2 separate regions of the Homo sapiens genome follow, and region 2 is linked to region 1. A link is an interaction called in ENCODE POLR2A ChIA-PET data of the cell type or tissue named here. Cell type or tissue: MCF 10A. All regions are shown on one strand. Links, peaks and the distances in the headings refer to the core of each region. The heading gives the core; the rest is flanking DNA.

Evidence for each region. Peaks named below come from ENCODE experiments on the same cell type or tissue, not always from the same donor. Only the 100,000 strongest peaks of a DNase experiment are listed, where the experiment ranks them.
Region 2: POLR2A ChIA-PET joins it to region 1 with 8 read pairs; 2 of 35 experiments call an interaction of 5 or more read pairs at or near these places.

What each region holds. Positions count from the first base shown.
Region 1 is chr20:58,053,747-58,060,382 of GRCh38, forward strand. No RefSeq gene overlaps it. Among named protein-coding and RNA genes, the nearest start is that of LINC01742, 53 kb to the left of the region's middle. In MCF 10A, for the core only: no CTCF peak of the experiment used is centred there; no DNase peak of the experiment used is centred there.
Region 2 is chr20:58,106,055-58,112,690 of GRCh38, forward strand. No RefSeq gene overlaps it. Among named protein-coding and RNA genes, the nearest start is that of CIMIP1, 42 kb to the right of the region's middle. In MCF 10A, for the core only: no CTCF peak of the experiment used is centred there; a DNase peak (open chromatin) is centred at 3,627.

The DNA of each region.
Region 1 (6,636 bases), core at 936-5,935:
CAGGAGTCATGGTTCACCAGGGCCAACACATGACCAAATGACTTGTTTGTCAAGGACAGGACCCTTGGGCAAAATCAGTGGTCCTCATGAAAGAAACATTCCTAAGTCAGTGAGAGACGGGTTCATGAGGCTGGTTTGGGACCCAGAGCACTGCGTGTGTCCCGTGGAAGACAGGGCAGAAGGCACTCGCTGGTGGACAGGCCAGGATCCTCAGCCCTGTGATCCAGGAGGCTAAGGAGCCCCAGCACCACTCAGGGCTTCCTGGGCTTCCTAAGGGCAGTTAGCAGTTAGTTTATTTACTTTTTAAAGATCAGTTTCTCTGTTAGAAACTAAGTCCAAAGACAGAATCAGAGACACCCACAAGGATGTCAATGGGAAGAAAAGAGAAGACCAGAGTAGAGAGGGAGGGAGGGAGGGAGAGAGGTGGAAAACTTAATGCCCTTGGGAACCCTTGGGGATGCAGGGATAACTGAAAAGATGTAAGGGTCCCTGGCTCTAATATCCACAAACCCCACCCAGAGGCTATTTTGGGGTGAACAGCTGAAGGTCCTTGCTAGGAAGGCACAAGCTTACTAATCGAGTTCATAGCACACACCTGCCTTGGGCCAAGCCTGTGCTGGACTCTGGAGGATACAGACATGATAATAACAGCAGCAGCAATAATAATAATTATAACAACCAGCATTTGTTGAGCACCTACTATGTGCCAGGTAATAGTCTAAGCACTTTATACCTATCAAAGTCCTCACACAACGCTACCAGGCAGGGATGTATGTTATCCTCATTTTACAGAGAGAAGAGCTGAGGAGCAGAGCGCAGCTTGCCAAAGGCTGAGAAGCAGCTGAGCTAGGGTTCAAACTGGGCTCCAGAGCCCCCACTCTCCCCACGAGGAGATCCTCCCTCAGCAGTTCCTATTTCAGAAGCACACAGCCCAGTCAGAGCAACCAGAAGCAGGTAAATCCCCTTCCACAGCACCACAGGCTCCGGGAAGGACACACGGCAGAGGAAGCAGTGGGTCACTGCACAGAGAGGCAGGCTAGGAGGAGGCTGAGGATAGCAGGGCCCCCAGGCGGTCTGGGAGGAGTGGTAGAGCCACAGAGAACAAACCAGTCTGGGAGTCTGAGCTGGCCCTTAAGGAGGCATCGGGGCCAGACGGGAGGGGCCGAGGAGCTGGGCTTTCTCCAGGGGAGACTTCCAGAGAATCTGATCAAAGCTCTCTCTCAAGTCTCTTCTCTGGGTCAGGGCAACTCGCCCAGGCTCAGCCCAGCTCGTGGGCCTCCTTCCAGGGGCAATGAACTTCCCCAGGCTCCCCCGCCTTTTCCTTAAACAAGCCCGAAGCCCTCCAGGCTGAGGACTCCTAATCCCAGCCTAATCTCTGCTCCTGCCAGAGCATCCTGTTTGCTGTCCTCCTGGCTGGGTTGGGGCCCAGGAACAATGGTGAGAATGAGGGAACAGGGAGAGGCGGGTCTGCAGCCTGGGGGCTGAGGAAGGAGGGGACATGGGCATCTGAGACAGCAGCAAGGGAAGCAGGGCAGCGTACAGGGCTGAGAGCAGCTGGGCTGGGCTGACCCCCGGGGAAACAAGGCCCAGAGTGAACTCAAGCTGCCTGCTCCAATGCTAGGCTCTTCCTGGTGGAACTTTCCATTTACCATGTTGGCTTAACCTAGGAACACAGCACATCTAAACGGATCTAAGGCTCTTCTCCTTAGACCCACATGTTAGTGCCTGGCTGCGACTACACCCACTGCAGAGAGCAACAGTCGTAATGATGACAGTGGTGGTGACCATTTATGAAGCACTTATTCAGTGCGGGTCACTGTGGTTTTGCACAGTACCTCATTAAATCATCAACAGGAACAACCACAAACAAAAGTAATGACAATCCCGAGAGCTCATGCTGGGGTCGCTCCCAACAGGCCAGTGTGGCTCCCCATGAATTAGCTCATCTACCCGCATAGCAATCTGCTAAGGCAGGGACTTTTGTATTCTTCCTTTTACACTCTGGGAAACCGAGGAACTTGCCCTAGAGCACACTGCTGGACAGAGAACTGCATTCAAAGCCACTGACTTTGATGACCCAGTTCAGGTACTTAACCTTGGCCTCGGACGCAGATTGCCCAAGACTCGTAACAGCGTCCATGGGGGTCGAGGTTGCCTTTATAATCAGTTGCACTTTCCTTCTATTTTATGCTGTAGTTTCACAACAGTGGAACCCCAGACTGGAAAACTGGATTCATCAGGTGCGTGATCTAGAAAAGAACTTGTAGAATCACAGACTAGAATTCATCGATCAAAAACAGCTCACAGCCGCCCCTCTGGGATAGTAAGAGCTATCTCAGGACCTTCTTGCAATGAATCCTCAGTGTGATCCTAGGAGTTAGATGCTATTACTATGCCCTTTTTACCAATGAGGAAACTCAGCACAGGGGCTAAAGTGGCTTGCCAGGGTCGGCTTGTAAGTAGCAGGACAGACACTTGGACCCAGAGCCCAAGTCCTGCATCACCTCGTGGACCCTCACCTGCTGCTTCAGAGCCAAAAGTAAACTACGTAGCAAAGGGCTTCCTCTGAGATAGGGGTTTTCACACTGCCCCCTCTTGCCACTCTCCCTAGACTGTACAAGAGTCTACCATCACCAAAGAGAAAGATCCTGTTTCTGGGTCTGCTTTCCAAAAGGCCTGAGCTATCTGACAGTCAGGGCCTAGACCTATGGATCTGCAGCGTCTTCAGCACCAGCACGAGGCCTGGCTCATGGAGACTGGAAACCAACCCAAATGCGTGATAGGCTAACAGAGCCTCAAGCCGATTAAGCTATGCGCATCTTAATCTGCATACAGTCAGTTTCCTTTCTCTATTCTTTTTCCATACACGGTTCTTAATCCAAAAAGATGAAGAGGTGGTGGTTCTTGTTTCTTTCTTTTTTTTTTTTTTCTTTTTTTTTGAGATGGAGTTTCACTCTTGTCGCCCAGGCTGGCTCTCAATGGTACAATCTTGACTCACTGCAGCCTTCGCCTCTCAGGTTCAAGTGATCCGAGTAGCTGGGATTACAGACATGCGCCACCATGCCTGGCTAATTTTGTATTTTTAGTAGAGACAAGGTTTCGCCATGTTGGCCAGGCTGGTCTCGAACTTCTGACCTCAGGTGATCCACCTGCCCCAGCCTCCCAAAGTGCTGGGATTACAGACATGAGCCACTGTGCTGGGTCGAGGTGGTGGTTCTTCCAAAAAAACAAGTGGTGTGTCCCATTGTCAGCTGACGCCTAAGTGAATATGACAGCATGAGATGCTGGATGTAAATAAGATGTTGGGGTGGGGGAACGTGGTGAGAGATCCTACTGGAGAGGGCTTGCCTGCCTCAGTCTCAGAGGTCACCACCTGGGCCAGCTGGTGACAGGCTGCATCCAGTTCCCTCCCTCCCACTCACTGCTGAGGGGCCTAAGGCAGGTGCCTTAAGCTCTCTGAAGCTGTTTTCTCATTCAGAGCATGGGTATAGTAATAGCATTGCAATATTGGGCTGAGTGAAGCTCAGATAAGATCAGACATCATTTAGTGCCTACTAACTGCTGTTGCTGATGTAGCCATGATGATTTTTACACCTATATTTCAGCAAATCCAAGATGCCAGAGCTCAAGAGTCCAAATCTCACCTTTCCCCCATTTTTGCAAATACCGCTGTATTAGAACACAGCCATGCCTATTCAGTTTCTCGGTGTCTGTACCGCTTTTACACTACAATGGCCGGCAGAGTTGAGTAGTTGTGACAGAGACAATTTAGTTCACAAAGCCTAAAACATTTACCATCTGGCCCTTTGCAGAAAAGTTTTGCCAATCCTGCCATAGATTGTAAGAAATGCTGTAATTTTAAGCATCACTAGGAAAGAGAAAGATTTCACCAATTAAACCATGACATACCAGCTATGTAAAACAAATCCAAATTTCAGAAATGATAAAATGTGAAGAAAAAGAAAAGTGTACCAAAGGATCAATAAATACACTGTCATTTGTTTTCTTACAGGTGTTAATTAGGTGCTGATTCCCTTGTCTCTCCTTTCCCCCAACTACATGTTCATACCTAAAAACCTTTCTAATCTTAATGAACACAAAGGCAACCCAGTGTCATGGCTAATAGTTCAAATCCCTGCTCCACAGCCATATTCTAGCTAAGTAACCTTGGGCAGGTTAATTTACCTCTCAGATTCAATTTCCTCACCTGGAGAACAGAGATAATAAGAGTGCCCACCTCATGCAGGTAAAAGGAATTAGCATGGTGGTTCACAAACAGTAGCCACTCCACAAAATAGTAGAAATCAGTAATAGTAATGGTTTGAAATATCACTTACCTTGACCAAGCTGGTTTCTACTGATCCCCTAAAGATCCAAAAGTCCCCGTCGGGATCCCCATCACAGATCCCACCTGTGGCCTGTGGTCCTAGCTGCTGCTCTGCTTCTGGGCCAGAGAAAACACTCTGTATTAGTCTGCTCTCATGCTGCTAATAAAGACATACCCGAGACTGAGTAATTTACAAAGGAAAGAGGTCTAATGGACTCACAGTTCCATATCGCTAGGGAGACCTCACAATCACGGTGGAAGACGAAGGAAGAGCAAAGGGACGTCTTACATGGTGGCCAGCAAGGGAGCTTGTGCAGGAGAGCTCCTGTTTATGTAACCATCAAATCTTACGAGACTTATTCACTACCACAAGAACAGTATGGGGGAAACTGCCTCCATGATTCAGTTATCTCCACCTGCCCCCACCCTTCACACCTGGGGATTATTCCGCTTCAAGGTGAGATCTGGGTGGGAACACAGCCAAACCCTATCACACTCCAAGATCGCCCTGTCCCGGGAGCCATCACTGCTGTTCTGGTTCCTCCGTCATCCTCCAACCCACCTTGGTCTGGACCAGCTGGTCTCAGCCATGCACAGCAGGCTACCAGGATGGTGATTCTGGGAGAAAGCTGGTTTCCTGAATCACAGGGGACTCTTTGTCTTTCTGATTTAGATTCCTGTCTCTTTGCCTCCCTTTACCAGAGGAAGGGTGGGTGAAGTGTGAGCTTGGTGACACTGTGAAGGTGGCCTCATCCCTCCTGGGAAGACCCTAGTGGTGGAGGCCATGGAAAAGCAGGAAAGGGCACACCACAGAGCCCCAGGGCAGGCAAACGGAAGGCCCTTCTGTGCAGCCAAATGTCATTCAGCCAACACCTCTGAGAAGCTTCTGTGAAACTCCTGGAAACTGCAAAGGACTTCCAGGCAGGGCAGCACAGTGAGCTCATCCTTCAGCATGCTCCCTGTGCTGCAAACACACGGCCTCAATTAAATATCAAAATGGAAAAGCAAGCTTCCAGGTCCAGCCCTCATGGTGTAAGGGTAGTAGACTTACTCTCTCAGCATAAACAATGAAAGAACTAGGTATTTATATGAAGCAACTGCTGCCAACACACAGCTTAGAGCTGTGATCCCTGAGAGAAGTTTTCACATAGGCAAACCCCACACTCACTCAGGCTCTCCCACGGGGGGATCTTGGCAAACTCTGGTATAAGAAAGTGGAGCCCAAACAGAACAGTTCTCTCACTGGGCAGAGGAAACTGGAGTTGACATTTGGGGCCCTGAGACAGCTGGAGTTTGCAGGGCAGAGAACTTCAGAGGATGTAGTTGCACAAAGGAGCTCCAGAAATCTACACAAGGGACTCCTTCAGTGTTTGGCTGAATACTGAGCTGCCTATGCACGGGGCACATTTCTGTGAGGCCAGCATGGAACAGGTAATGGGGAGCTGGGGCACAGGTGGGAAGTGGAGGTTCTGGAGGTTGTGCAGTGCTAAGGGACATTAGAGCTCAGACCAGCCAGAGTGGAGACGTCATCGAACACCCTTAGTCAGTGGACAGCCCACACAATCCATTTCTGCAGTAGAGTACAGGGTACTCTATGCCTACCCCAAGAAAACTTAAAATCAAGCCAATAGTGACTCAAGCTGATCCCCCAGGAAATTAACTCCTTGTCATAATAAAGCCTGATGCTCTTTAAAAAGGAAAAGACCAAAAAAATCTAGACTCTCAACAATATACAGCGTATAGGAAAAATCTGTTAGATACACTGTCTGGGATTAATGGCAGATTAGGCAACACAGAACAAAGAAAATCAGTGAGCTTGAAATCATAACAATATAAACTAACCAAAAAGGACCACACAAAGAAACATAAATGAAAAAGAAAATGAGCAGAGTGTCAGTTACTTCTGAGACAAATTCAGGTGGCCTAAAATTTGTATAATTGGAATATCCAAAGAAAGAGGGGAAGAGAAAAAATATTTGAAAAAAAATTGGTTGAATTTTTTTCAAATCTGATGAAAAATATAAACCCTCAGAACTAAAAGTTCAACCAACACCAAGCCCAAGAAATGTGAAGAAAACTACAAGACACCTCATGATTAAATAACATAAAACAAGTGATAAATAAAAAATCTTAAGAGCAGCCACAAGAATACAGCACCTTCCATAAAGAAGAATAAACATAAAGATGACAGAAGCCAAAGGACAGTGGAGCAACATCTTTACAGCACTGGAAGAAGAATAAATAAAACACAGAATTCTATACCCAGAAAAAATATATTGCACAGGCAAAGGGATCTAATGCTTTCTTCA
Region 2 (6,636 bases), core at 821-5,820, 52 kb after region 1:
GCTTGAGATCTCACTTATCAAAACATTAAAGAAAATAAGAATGAAGCCAAATACATGTGGGTAAAGCTAATCAAGCTAGAGGCAGCACAGGAGACTGAGATAAGCCAAGAGAAATGGAGAGCCGGGGGGAAACCACAGAATCCCTGTAGATTTAGAGTGCAGTGTGATTAGGTATCATTTGCTGCCAGGCACAGAGCCTGGAGTCCACAGGGCAAAGGAAAGAAGTGCCCCTCTGGAGGGCTTCTCTGCCACTCAGATTATTCCCTCGCTTGGCGGATGTGTTAATTTGCTAGGGCTGCCACAACCAAGTCCCAAATTGGGTGGCTTAAACTATGGAAATGGATTGACTCATGGTTCTGGAGGCCAGAAGTCTGAAATCAAGGTGTCAGCAGGGCTGCTTCCTGCAGTTCCCAGTCTCTCTCCATGGTTCGTCGACTGCCATCTTCGTATTCACATGGCTTTCTCCCTGTGTACCTGTCTGTGTTCAAGCTTCCCCTTTTTATCGGGACAGCAGTCATCCTGAATTGCGACTCACCCTAGCAACCTCATCTTAACTAGTTACATCTGTACAACTTTATTTCCAAATAAGGGCACATCCTGAGGTAGTGGGGGTTAGGACTTCAACATATGAATTTAGAAAGAGACACAATTCAACCCATAATGGAGGGTCTCGTTCTCTGGGTACTGAAGATATGCAAGGGTCCCAGGAGCTTCCAGGGGTGTAAGAGGCCAGGCAAGGAAAACAGAACAGCACAAAACGTGAGTGATGATGTACACAGGCAACAGATGCCAGGGCCAAACAGAAGGCATGCACGTCCTAAACGGGAAGCTTCTTAAAATTTGGGGCTCTGCAAAATGCCAAAGCAGAAGCTAAAAAACTAGCATCGAGCTCATTTGTGGTCCTCAGATTGCTAATTATGATGGTAGCAATCCCAGTTGTGGAAGCCACCAAGCCTGCTTGAGTATCCTGCCTCACTCTCCTTCCAGGCACAGGCTTCCAGCTAGGTGTGGCCACATGACTTGCCTTCCCAAGATGAACAGAAGTGACGGATGTCTCCTCTGGGTGGAAGCTATAAAAGCCAGTCCTATTTTCTCTTTTCTTCCGCCACAGTGAGCAGCTGCTCTGTTCATCTGGGCCACAGAGAGAGGAGGATCACGGCATGAGTTAGAGTCCCTGCCAACGGATGGTCCCATATGAGGAAAAAATCAATCACCATTGTCTTAAGCTTCGGAGGCTTTAGGGCCATTTGTTACTGCAGCATAACCCAGCCTCCCTGACTGATACACCCCCATCTTTCCCACTGTTCCCACCCCACCTTATCCCTACCAATAGTACCTGAATTTATCTCAGAAGGGTGGACCCATCCCCAGCCCCAGAGATGAATTAAAACCATTTCTTCCTTTATGTGTAGATGGGTTTTCTCCCTTGGTTTTCTGACAATCATGTCACTTTCCCCAAACCAGAAACTTACCCTCTTCTTGTCAGCTTGGTCATGGCTGTGAAGAGGCCCCTCATCCCTTCTGCAGCCCCTTCCAATTCAATCTCCCCAGAATCATCTCTGAAAATGGCCTTGGAGCCCTGATTCCTCCATTTGGAATCATCCAGTGGCTTCCCTAATGCAGCCCAAGAGCCTGGCCTGCCTGGCCCCTGCTGACCCCTCAGCCTCCTGGCCTGGCCTCCCTGCCCAGCTCCATGCACACAGCCTCCAGTGAGCTTCGACTGAGCCCTCTCCCTCCACACAGTGGTGGCACATACTCTTCCCTGCATCTGGGTTGTTCTTTACCCTGCCTTCTCTTCTCAGCTCCTTAACTCAACTCTTACTCTATTTTCTTTCTCCTGTAAACTCCACACTCCTCAAAAAACAGCTCTCCTATCCCTCCATCCTCTACAGAGCATCTGCCTGCCCCTGCTACCTGGCAAGTCCCATGAGGCAAGGGCTGCAATGGATGGAATGTTTGTGTCCCTTCCAATTTATCCTAACCCCTAATGTGATGGCTTTAGGAGGCAGGAGGTGATTAGGTCATGAAGGTGGAACCCTCATGAATGGAATTAGTGTTCTTATAAAAGGAATCCCAGAGAGCTGCCTTGTGCTTTCTTCCACCACGTTAGAGTACAGTGAGAATACGGTCATCTGGAAACCAGGAAGAAGGCCCTCACCAGATACTGAATCTGCTGACACTTTGATTTCAGACTTCCCAGCCTCCTGAACTATAAGAAATAAATTTATGTTGTTTAAGCCACCCAGTTATAACAGCCCAAACTCATTAGAACAGAAAAATACCAAAAAACAATGTGTTGCTGTAACAAATATCTGAAAATGCAGACAGCTTTGCAACGGGGTAATAGGTAGAGGCTGGAAAAGTTTTGAGGTACATGCTAGAAAAAGCCTAGAATTCCATGAAGGGAATTTCGAAGGTGGTTCTGATGGGAGCTCAGAAAGATAAGAGGAGTTTCCATCTTCTTAGAGAATACCTAAGTAATCGTGGGTAAAATGTTGAGAGAAATATGGATGGCAAAGGGCATTCTGGTGAAGTCTCAGATGGAAATGAGAACCATGTTATTAGAAACTGGAGGAGAGACCATTCTTGTTATAAAATGGGAAAGAATGTGGCTGAATTGTGTTCATGTTCTAGTGTTTTGTGGAAGGTAGAACTTGTGAACAATGAAATTGGATATTTAGCTAAGAAAATTTCTAAGCAAATTGTTAAAGAAGTGGCTTTATTCCTCCTGACTGCTTATAATAAAATGTGTGAAGGAAGAAATAATTTGAAGATGGAGTTATTAGGCAAAAAGGAACCAGAATTTAAAGGGTTGGGAAATTGCCAACCTATCCCTATTGCAAAAAAATGAGAAAACTTGTTTGGAGCAGAATGCTAAGGATGTGGCTCAGTGACTATTTGATAAGAAGATTAGTACAAATATGAACCATGGGCTTGATCAACCGTCTCAATAAAAGCCAGAAGCAAAGATGGAATTGTTCCAGCAGAAGCACTGCTATCTAGGACTAAAGGAAAAGAGGTAACAGGACAAAATGAAGATTATAGGACTTCTTAGACCCTACAGGACCAGACCATAGAATTCTTCAGATGTGAACATTCAGCTTTCTTCAACACAAGGAAAGAAGGACCCCAAAGGTGATTCAGAGGTCACTAGAGCTGCCACTCCCACCACAGGCCCAGAGTGCATGGCCTCCACCTCGTTTGCAAAGGTGGAGAGGTCTGCCTCCATCTCGATTGCAAAGAGTGGAACCAACACCCAGTGAAGCCATAGTGGCCCAGCAGGATCCCCCAACCCCAACAGAGAGCTGAAGCAAGAGGGGGCCCCTCCTGGGAGCCACAGCATGGGAAGCACCCCACCAAGCTGGTAGGGATGGTGTTGTTACCACCCCAGTGGGTCTAGAAGGCAAAGCATTGAGCCAAAAAGAATTATTCTTGATCTTAAGATCTCATGGAGCTTGCCTTGCTAGATTTTGAACTTGCTCAGGACCCATCATCCCTTCCTTCTTTCCTATTTCTTTCTCTCTTTTTTTGAATGTGAATGTCTGTACTATGCCTCACTCACCGTTGTATTTTGGAAGCACATAACTTGTTTGGCTTCACAGGCTCACATCTGGTGAGGAATTTTGCCTCACCATGAGTCATATCTTGAGTCTCACACATATCTGGTTTAGATGCTATTTAGGGGAGACTTTGGACTTTAGACTTTAGAGTTGATATTAGGATGAGTTAAGACACTTGGGGCTACTGAGATGGGATAAATGTATTTTGCATGTGAGAAGGACATGAATTTGGGGGGTCCAGGGTGGAATGCTATATATAGACCGAATGTGTGTGTCCCCCTAAAATTCATATGTTGTGATCTTAACCCCCAATGTGATGCTATTAGGAGGTGGGGCTTTGGGGAGGTGAATAGGTCATGAGGGTGGGGCTCTCATCAGTGGGATTAGTGCCCTTATAAAGAGACCCTGGAGTGCTCTCTCTCTTTTTCACTCTTTTCTGTCATGGGAGAAGACAGCCAACTGGAAGGAGGAAGTGGGCCCTCACCAGCCATAAAATCTGCCACCTCCCTTATCTCAGACTTTCCAGCCTCCTGCACTGTGGGGAATATGTGTCTGTTCTTTCAGCCGCCCCATCTGTTATTGCAACAGAAATGACTAGGACAGGGGCCATGGCTGTTTTCACTTGCACTTGCTGGGGATGCATGGGCGCCCCCATGCAGTCACCTCCAGATCTCTTTCTCACCTCTGTGTGCCCACCCCTCACATCCTGAGCCTTGCCAAGGAGACCCAAACTTCAGAGGAGTACCCTGTGGGCAGCCTGCATGCTGCCCCACCATGCCCACAGTCAGTGACTGACTGGTGAGGTGACCAAGGCCAGCAGCACCCACTCTGATCAGGCCAGTTCTGGGGTGGGGGTAATTTATATACCAGGGCTCTCCCCGGGATCAGGCAGGGGAATGGGAATCACTGAAGTCACCCCCTGATTGGCTTCCTCTCCATCCCTGTTCTGGTTCCCCTCCCTGAGAGGCATCTCCTGGGACATGTCCTAATCCTCACCTCAGAGTCTGCTGGGACAACACCTGCCCCAGATGCCACTGTAACCCTGGGCCTTGCATGGTGCCAGCACCTGGAAGATGCTGAGAAAACATTTGTTCAGTCAGTAAACATTTCCCAATACCACTTTTTTTTTTTTTTTTAGATGGAGTCTTGCTCTGTTGCCCAGGCTGGAGTACCATAGTATGATCTCAGCTCCCTCCAACCTCCACCTCCCTGGTTCAAGCAATTCTCCTGCCTCTGCCTCCCAAGTAGCTGGGATTACAGGCGTGCACCATCACGCCCAGCTAATTTTTGTATTTTTAGTAGAGATGGGGTTTCACCGTGTTGGCCAGGCTGGTCTTGAACTCCTGACCTCAGGTGATCCGCCTGCCTTGGCCTCCCAAAGTGCTGGGATTACAGGCGTGAGCCACCGGGCCCGACCCCAAAACCATCGTTGTCCCAACTGGCTGAGAGCCCCTGTTGCTACACATTCTGCCCCTCCCTAGATGAAACAGTACTATGTCAAAGCTGTGCTTGGGGCACTCCCTGGACTGTCAGTGTCCCCTGAGCGTTAATTGGAGTCAGGAAAAGTTACAGCCTCTTTGAGCACTACCTGAAGGGCACATCCTTTAGAGATAAACTAGCACAATATTTTCTCAGTGTTTCTCCAGTTTTGTTTTGTTTTGTTTTAACCACAATCTTCCCTTTTTCCCTCTTGCTTTTGATTTGGAGTGAAAGGCATGCACATGGTGGGGCCTAGAACCCAATCCAAACCCCAGCCCCCGGCTTCAAAGCAGGCATCAAACCCTTCAGCCTCTTTGTTGGCTGATAAATAGAAACTTCTGCCTCTCAAGACAAGCCCGAAATGAAGCGGAATCCTTGTTGCTAAGAAAAATGACACGTGAACGGCTCCCGTTTGAGCTCCCAGAACTGCCCCGGTTTCCCAGGGCTGGCTGCACGTCACGATGCTGGCGGAAGGAGACCGTGGGCTTGATTGACACCACAGCGCTAGCGGGAAATGGTTTCTAAACTTTTGCCCAGCTAGCGGCCTCTTTCCTGACCTCTTTATCCCCTTGAAAGCAAAATAGATCCTAGGAACTGAGATGGAGCTGAAGTTTATGAGTTAGTGTTTCCAGAGAGACAATCAAGACTGGGATTCCTTCTCCCAAGGTTGATTGGGTTACAGTTAAGAAAACGCCATCCACTGCAAACTCAATGGCCTCAGCGGCCAGGTTGGTGACGTCACAGTCAGTGGGTTAGACATGAGAGAAAACAGTAAATGGTGGCAAGCGGTGCAACTAGGAAGCTCAGGCCCCATCTAAAGTAGAAACCTCTGCCCAGCTCCAGATAATTGTTGCCACATGGAAATACAGCCCAGAACTGTCAGCTCTCTTGATTTTTCAATAGAAGTTAGATGGTTGTCTTCTAAGTTGCAATTTCTCAATGATGAGACCTATTCACATTTTTTAAAAAGCACTAGGCACGTGCCTGGCCCAATGAGTCTCAGACTCTTTTAAACAAAAGAGTTTCACCAGTGAGATTTGGAAAGCAGGCATTTGTCATCAGAGTAGCAGGTGTGGTTGTGCCTAGAGCTCCTTCTGCTTCCCCTTAATTCCAGGGTGGTGAATCAGAGTTATCTCAGTTATTGAAAATATGTATTTCAACAAACAGTGGCTTGACCAACTCGTCCTGGCTTGCCTGGGACTGTCCCAATTTTAAAACTTAAAATTCTGCCTCCTGGAGTCCTCCTCAGTCTCAGGAAAACCAGAATAGCTGGTCACCCTTAAGAAGGGATGCTTGGTGAGCCATTGAGTTGTGCCCCCTTGGGAGCTCATTAGCTGGAAGAGGAAATGAACCCTTTGTGAAATAACTGAAAATAGCAGTGGGGACTGTGCCTCTCAGAGTCAAAATCAAACATCACTTCTCAAGACCTTATCTCGTGAAACCTAAGATGAGCACAGCTGTGCTTTCAGACAAAGCCTGTCCAACTTCCCAGTTTACTACAGAGAGTTGCTGTGAGGGCCTGGATCCCTGAATGGCTGCGTGAAGCCGCACCCCTGCCACCACATACTGGGCGGTGATTGTGTTTGGCCTCTGAGAT